3 separate regions of the Homo sapiens genome follow, and regions 1 and 2 are each linked to region 3. A link is an interaction called in ENCODE POLR2A ChIA-PET data of the cell type or tissue named here. Cell type or tissue: A673. All regions are shown on one strand.

The links. Peaks named below come from ENCODE experiments on the same cell type or tissue, not always from the same donor. Only the 100,000 strongest peaks of a DNase experiment are listed, where the experiment ranks them.
Region 1: POLR2A ChIA-PET joins it to region 3 with 5 read pairs; 5 of 35 experiments call an interaction of 5 or more read pairs at or near these places.
Region 2: POLR2A ChIA-PET joins it to region 3 with 7 read pairs; 2 of 35 experiments call an interaction of 5 or more read pairs at or near these places.

The regions. Positions count from the first base shown.
Region 1 is chr10:58,487,735-58,490,234 of GRCh38, forward strand. All of the region lies in intron 4 of LOC105378316 (a long non-coding RNA gene), which reads left to right. Among named protein-coding and RNA genes, the nearest start is that of BICC1, 24 kb to the right of the region's middle. In A673, no CTCF peak of the experiment used is centred here; a DNase peak (open chromatin) is centred at 1,377.
Region 2 is chr10:58,281,916-58,284,415 of GRCh38, forward strand. All of the region lies in intron 2 of CISD1 (CDGSH iron sulfur domain 1), which reads left to right. Among named protein-coding and RNA genes, the nearest start is that of CISD1, 14 kb to the left of the region's middle. In A673, no CTCF peak of the experiment used is centred here; no DNase peak of the experiment used is centred here; H3K27ac peaks cover 580 bases.
Region 3 is chr10:58,421,908-58,424,407 of GRCh38, forward strand. No RefSeq gene overlaps it. Among named protein-coding and RNA genes, the nearest start is that of TFAM, 38 kb to the left of the region's middle. In A673, no CTCF peak of the experiment used is centred here; no DNase peak of the experiment used is centred here.

The DNA of each region.
Region 1 (2,500 bases), 66 kb after region 3:
GCTGGAGTGCAGTGGTGCCATCTTAGCTCACTGCAACCTCCCACCTCCCACGCTCAAGTGATCCTCCCACTTCAGTCTCCCATGAAACTGGGACCACAGATGTGCACCACCACACCCAGATAATTTTTTATTTTTTTTGTAGAGACGGAATTTCACCGTGTTACCCAGGCTGGTCTTTATCTGCTTGCTTTGGCCTCCCAAAGTCCTAGAATTACAGGGGCCTCTTGCACATTTTAATTTCCATGTGACAGATTGTCTTTAAGTAGGAATGTACTTATAAATACATTTATTTCAACACCAAAATATAAATAGAAAAATAGAAAATAAATTTTAAAGATAAGTAATATCCCAAATGTTATAACCCCAGACTTAGTGATTTGCAACAATATCAATCCTAAGAGAAAAATTTGGGTTAAATCTCTTAAACGTAACAAGAAACCTTGTTATATTTATGACACAAAAACCAAGGTATCCATTTTCCCTTAGCACAAATAATGTGTTGGCTAGCTAAGAAGGGATGTAATTATGTGGTATACAATAAAGGGTTCCATTGATGCCAAAAACAGAAAAATGAGTGAACCCGACCAGAAATCATGTATTGGGTAAACAGCTTCCCAGACAAATGAATTTAGCTGATTTTTAAAAAAGCGTTTTGTTTTGTTTTAAATTTTCAGTTTTATGATCTTTATGGATAGATCTGAACTCTATATACATATATTTTTAATTGAAGTACATGGTTCAATATTACATATTTAATTCCATGAAATAATGTAGTTGCATGCTTGACGGAATAAATAGACGTACTTTGGGATACTACTTTCAGGACTTTACCAAGCAACTTAAAGCTAACCTTCATACTTTTTGTAAATAGGTGTTAGGGGCTGGTTGGATGACTCGTCATGAATTATGTAATTGATATCTTTAGTTTTCTTTTTTTAACTTCTCAGGAAGGAGAAAAATGTAATTTTCTTTGGTAGGAAGATGCATAATAGTTATAATTTTTAAAAATGTCTGTCTGATCATTTGGGATTATATATATGTGTGTGTGTGTGTGTGCTTAAAATTTTAAATTTAAGATAATTTACATTTTCTTAAAAGATAAAATAGAAAATACAGAGAAGCCAAAATTGTTTTAAATTTATAATCTAATCCACTCAGAGATAATCACTGTTAATTTTAATACATATACATCCAACCTCTTGCTTCCTCACATTTTTGCAATCAAGATTTTTAAAAACGGCATGTATTTATGACATAATAACATAAATATATTTCTGATAGCTGCTTCTCCAACCTACCAGTATATGGTATGGATATTTTCCCACATCACTTTATGGAAGCTTTGCCATTTCCTTTTATGGTAGGACCCAGTGAGTCACAGAAAATTGGCAGCTTTGGAGGCATCCAATTATTGTACTCCTGACGTAGACATTAGAATTGAGATGTTTTCAAAGCAGTTTTGTAAGAAGTGGATATGGATAAATGGGAGCTGGAATAGTACATTGTGCTTATAGACTAATAATGAATTGTTCTTATAGACTAATGTATGAGAAGATATAATTTTGTCTTTCAAAGGACCTTTTGAGATGGTACTAAATTCTTGCTTTAGCAGGTGAGGATGTGTTCGGTTAAATATAAATGTGAATTTCCTGTAGATAGTATGTAGTTTGGGTCTTATTTTTTAAATTCATTCAGCCACTGTACGTCTCTTGATTGGAGAGATTAATTCATTTACCTTTAAAGTAATTATGAATAGGGAAAAATTTACTATTGCCATTTTGTTGTTTTCTGTTAGTCTTGTAGTTCTTCTGTTAGTCTTTTCCTCTCTTTGTGTCTTTCTTTGAGTTTTCTAGATTTGCTTCCTTTTGTGCGATTTCTATAGGTATTCTTTGTATGTGGTTATCTTGGAGTCTATATAAAATACAGTCACAACAGTCTATGTTAAACTGATAACAACTTAAATTCAATTATAAACAAAAACTAACTTCTCTGCCCCCTACACATTTTACAACATAACATTATTGTTGTTACAGGTTTTATTTATTCATATTATGTACCTTTTAATGCATTTTTATTGTCATTTTTAATACTTTTGTCTTTTAACTTTTATACTAAAATTAAAAGTCACTTACCTACCACCATTATAGTATTATAATATTCCGTATTTATGTATTTATCTTTATCAAAGAATTTCATATTTTCTTACTATTGTGTTGCTGTTCAGCATTTTTTCATTTCAACTTGAAGAACTTTTAGCGTTTCTCATAAAGCAGCTCTAGTGGTAATTAACTCCCTCAGTTCTTGTTTTTCTGGGAAAGTCTTTATTTTTCCTTCCTTTTTGAAGGTCTGGTTTGCCAAGCATAGCACTCTTGGCAGTTTTTTCTCTCATTATTTTGAATATTAATATCTCATTGCCTTCTGGCTGGCAAGTTCTGTGCTAAAAAATCACTGATAATCTTATAGCCAATTCAATTTTCAGAAAGAAAAACAAAGCTGAACA
Region 2 (2,500 bases), 140 kb before region 3:
GCCAGCATTGGTATGTCATCTGATGTTTCAGAAATTGGCTTGGCTTTTTTTTTTTTTCTTTTTCTTGAGAGAGTCTCACTCTGTCACCCAGGCTGGAGTACAGTGTCGTGATCTCAGCTCACTACAACCTCCACCTTCTGGGTTCAAGCAATTCTCGTGTTTCAGCCTCCTGAGTAGCCGTGATTACAGGCATGCACAACCATGCCTGGCTAATTTTTGTATTCTTAGTAGAGACAGGGTTTCACCATGTTGGCCAGGCTGATCTTGAACTCCTGACCTCAAGTGATCCACCCGCCTTGGCCTCCCAGAGTGCTGGGATTGCAGGTGTCATCCACTGTGTCCGGCCCAGAAATTGGTTTATTTTATAGTACAGGCTTCCCTCGGTGTCCATGGATTGGTTCCAGGACCTCCCATGGATACCAAAATCTGAGAATGCTCAAGCCCCTGATTTAAAATGACAGTATTTGCCTATAAGCTATGCACATAATCCTGTATACTTTAAATTATTACGTCATCTCTTGATTGCAAATAATACCTAATACAGTGTGAATGCTATGTAAATAGTTGTTATACTGTATTGTTTAGAGAATAATGACAAGGAAAAAAGTGTACATGCTCAGTACCCATACAATTATTTTAGCGAGTATTTTCTATCAGCAGTTGGTTGCATCCATGGATGTGGAACCCACAGATACAGATGGGGCCAATTGTATTTCACAAAAGGGCTATCCATATTTGAAGTGAGAATGAAAGGAGCCAGTATAGAGGAAATGATTAAAGTGACTACAGGGAAAGATACTATTTGAGTCAGCGGTATCTTGACAAAGGGTGGAAGGAAATGAGAGTAACAGCACAGATGTGAAACTCAGCCTTAAAAAGGAAGAGATAGTCTTACTTTCGAAACAAGAAGATGAAAGGACTCTGATGTAAGAGGGAAGGGTATGGGATGTAGTATTGCTAGGTTCCTTTCCCTGCAACTTCAGGTTGGTTACATCACTTGCTGAGTTGTATGACGGCCACCTAGGAGGCAGTTCAAACAAGGACAGCAAAAGAATACAGACTAAGAAGAAAGAGAGGAAAGTCTTACCAGTTAACATCAGGAGCTGAACTGAAATTGAAATGAAATGCAACTGGACATGTTTAGACTCATTTTCTTTCATTTACAGGGTAAGATTTGAGTTAATGATACTTTTGTTTTGTCGTTGGTAGTAGGCTTGATCCTGGGTGTTTTTTTTTGGCGGGAGGGTGTTGGGGGAAAAAGAGAAATCCTCCATCCTGTTAATGGCTTAGAAGTGCATTTTACTGAGTCTTTCTTCATAAAAACGATATTCTGAATGTTGGTGACATTCCTTGGCCAATCCACATAAAGACAGTCTTATAAAAATCTTAATTTATCTTTGTACATTTTCATATTATAGCTACTGTCTTAGGTTTATTGAAATAGGTACATAAGAATGGTATAAAATGTCATAATCTCTAGGTTAGTCTCAAAAATCTCATTACTTCGTTTTCGTTCTCAACCAAAGCAAGCATATTTTTCTGGACAGTTTATGGTAATGAGCCAAAATGGTGCCAGGCAACTTCCTTGGGACAGAAAATCAAAACTCTAATACAAAGTACGAAGTTCAGAGAAGGAAGATAGTCTTTAAAAGAAAATTGTTTCAGGTGGAAGAGATAAGTCAAAGAGGAGCATTTATTAAAACAGAGGCATAACTTGAGATGTGGGGCCATTAAAAAGAAATGTTGTGTTTTTATGAAGATCCATATAGCATTGCTAGCTTTCCAGGTGGAGAGCAAGGACCTCCACTGTTTTTTCTACTAAAGCTTTATTCCAACTTCTTCTAACCCTTTCTTCCCCCACTTTTAAAGATATTTGGGATTTGTAGTGTTCAAATTGGGTTAACAAACATAAAAGGATGTTTTCTGGACATAAAGGAAATTTGATTTACAGACTTTTTCCAGGATTTGTTAATAAACAAACGCTGACATCTTAGAATAAATTAAGTATCAATACTACACGAACTGAATTTAATATTCTTTGTGTTTTTTTCATAATTTAAAACAATTTAACAAATTTCAAAATGTTTAATGAAAAAGTTAATAAAATTCTCATATTTTTGTACATTATTTAATGTAAAAATTACTGTACTTCCTACATTGTATTTGAAAGTATATAATGCCAGACACAGTCGCTTAGGCCTGTAATTCCAACACTTTGAGAATGTAACAGCCAATGTAGTGAAACCTTGTCTCCACAAAAAAATGCAGAAATTAGTTGAGTGTGATGGCATGCACCTATAGTCCTAGCTACTCAGGAGGCTGAGATGGAAGGATCCCTTGAGCCTGGGAGATTGAGGCTTCAGTAAGCTGCGATTGCACCACTGTGCAATCTAATTTAATCTCTTAAAAAAAAAAAAAACTGTATACCCACCACATATTATCTTTCTCCTGCATAGATCAGAAATAAAGCAAGACACATAAGGCAGTAATTCCTAGGGTT
Region 3 (2,500 bases):
CAGGAGCTCTTGTAAGGCAGGCCTGGTGGTGACAAAATCTCTCAGTATTTGTTTGTCTGTAAAGGATTTTATTTCTCCTTCACTTATGAAGCTTAGTTTGGCTGGATATGAAATTCTGGGTTGAAAATTCTTTAAGATTGTTGAATATTGGTCCCCACTTCTTCTGGCTTGTAGAGTTTCTGCTGAGAGATCTGCTGTTAGTCTGATGGGCTTCCCTTTGTGGGTAACCCAATCTTTCTCTCTGGTTGCCCTTAACATTTTTTCCTTCATTTCAACCTTGGTGAATCTGACAATTATGTGTCTTGGAGTTGCTCTTCTCGAGGAGTATCTTTGTGGCATTCTCTGTATTTCCTGAATTTCAGTGTTGGCCTGCCTCACTAAGTTGGGGAAGTTCTCCTGGATAATATCCTGCAGAGTGTTTTCCAACTTGGTTCCATTCTCCCTGTCACTTTCAGATACGCCAATTAGACATAGATTTGGTCTTTTCACATAGTCCCATATTTCTTGGCGGCTTTGTTTCTTTTTACTCTTTTTTCTCTAAACTTCTCTTCTTGCTTCATTTCATTCATTTGATCTTCAATCACTGACACCCTTTCTTCCACTTGATCAAATTGGCTACTGAAGCTTGTGCATGCATCATGTAGTTCTTGTGCCATGGTTTTCAGCTCCATCAGGTCATTTAAGGACTTCTCTACACTGTTTATTCTAGTTAGCCATTCATCTAATCTTTTTTCAAGGTTTTTATCTCCTTTGTGATGGGTTCGAACATCCTCCTTTAGCTTGGAGAAGTTTGTTATTACTTATTGTCTGAAGCCTTCTTCTCTCAACTCATCAAAGTCATTCTCCGTCCATCTTTGTTCCATTGCTGGCAAGGAGCTGTGTTCCTTTGGAGGAGAAGAGGCGCTCTGATTTTTAGAATTTTCAGCTTTTCTGCTCTGGTTTCTCCCCATCTTTGTGGTTTTATCTACCTTTAGTCTTTGATGATGGTGTTGTACAGATGGGGTTTTGGCGTGGATGTCCTTTCTGTTTGTTAGTTTTCCTTCTAACAGTCAGGACCCTCAGCTGCAGGTCTGTTGGAGTTTGCTGGAGGTCCATTCCAGACCCTGTTTTTCCTGGGTATCACCAGCGGAGGCTGCAGAACAGCAAATATTGCAGAATGGCAGATGTTGATGCCTGATCCTTCTTCTGGAAGCTTCATCTCAGAGGGGCATCTGGCTGTATGAGATGTCAGTCAGCCCCTACTGGGAGATGTCTCCCAGTTAGGCTACTTGAGGGTCAGGGACCCACTTGAGGAGGCAGTCTGTCCATTCTCAGATCTCAAACTCTGTGCTGGGAGAACCACTACTCTCTTCAAAGCTGTCAGACAGGGACGTTTAAGTCTGTAGAAGTTTCTTTTGTTCAGCTATGCCCTGCCCCCAGAGGTGGAGTCTACAGAAGCAGGCAGGCCTCCTTGAGCTGCAGTGGGCTCCACCCAGTTCGAGCTTCCAGGCAGCTTTGTTTACCTACTCAATCCTCAGCAATGGTGGACACCCCTCCCCCAGCCTCGCTACTGCCTTGTAGTTTGATCTCAGACTGCTGTGCTAGCAGTTAATGAGGCTCTGTAGGCATGGGACCCTCTAAGCCAGGCACGGGATATAATCTCCTGGTGTACTATTTGCTAAGGCCATTGAAAAGCGCAGTATTAGGGTAGGAGTGTCCCAATTTTCCAGGTACCATCTGTCACGGTTTCCCTTTGCTAGGAAAGGGAATTCCCTGACCTCTTATGCTTTCTGGGTGAGACAATGCCCCACCCTGCTCCATGGGCTGCACCCACTCTCTGACAAGCCCAGGGAGATGAACACGGTACCTCAGTTGGAAATGCAGAAATCACCCGTCTTCTGTGTCGCTGATGCTGGGAGCTGAAGACTAGAGCTGTTCCTATTCAGCCATCTTGGAACCTCCCTTCTGTTTATTTTCAAATTTGAGTTTAGCTTGTTTTCTTTTTGTATTGATTTTTTAAATAACTAAAACATTAACATATTTGAAATTCAAAATTTATAGTCACAGCAAAAAACCTTTTTTTTTTTTGCAAAACTAAGCAAATATACATACATATTTTTATTCTCCTACTTTCTGACACAAAACATAGCAGCACATTATATACACTTTTTGGTACACTGCTTTTTTTCGTTTAAGGTGTTGTGGAGATTATGTCATATTAGTACATAGATATCTTCCTCATTCTTTCAAAAACCACTTTACATTCCATTGTGTGCAAAACTAAGCAAATATACATACATATTTTTATTATCCTACTTACTGACACAAAACATGGCAGCACATTATACATGCTGTTTGGTACACTGCTTTTTTTCATTTAAGGTATCATGAAGATTACATCATATTAGTACATAGATATCTTCCTCATTCTTTCAAAAACCACTTCACATTCCATTGTGTGGTTGTATTGCAGTTTATTCACCAAGACCCCTATTGATGCATATTTGGACTGTTTCCAATA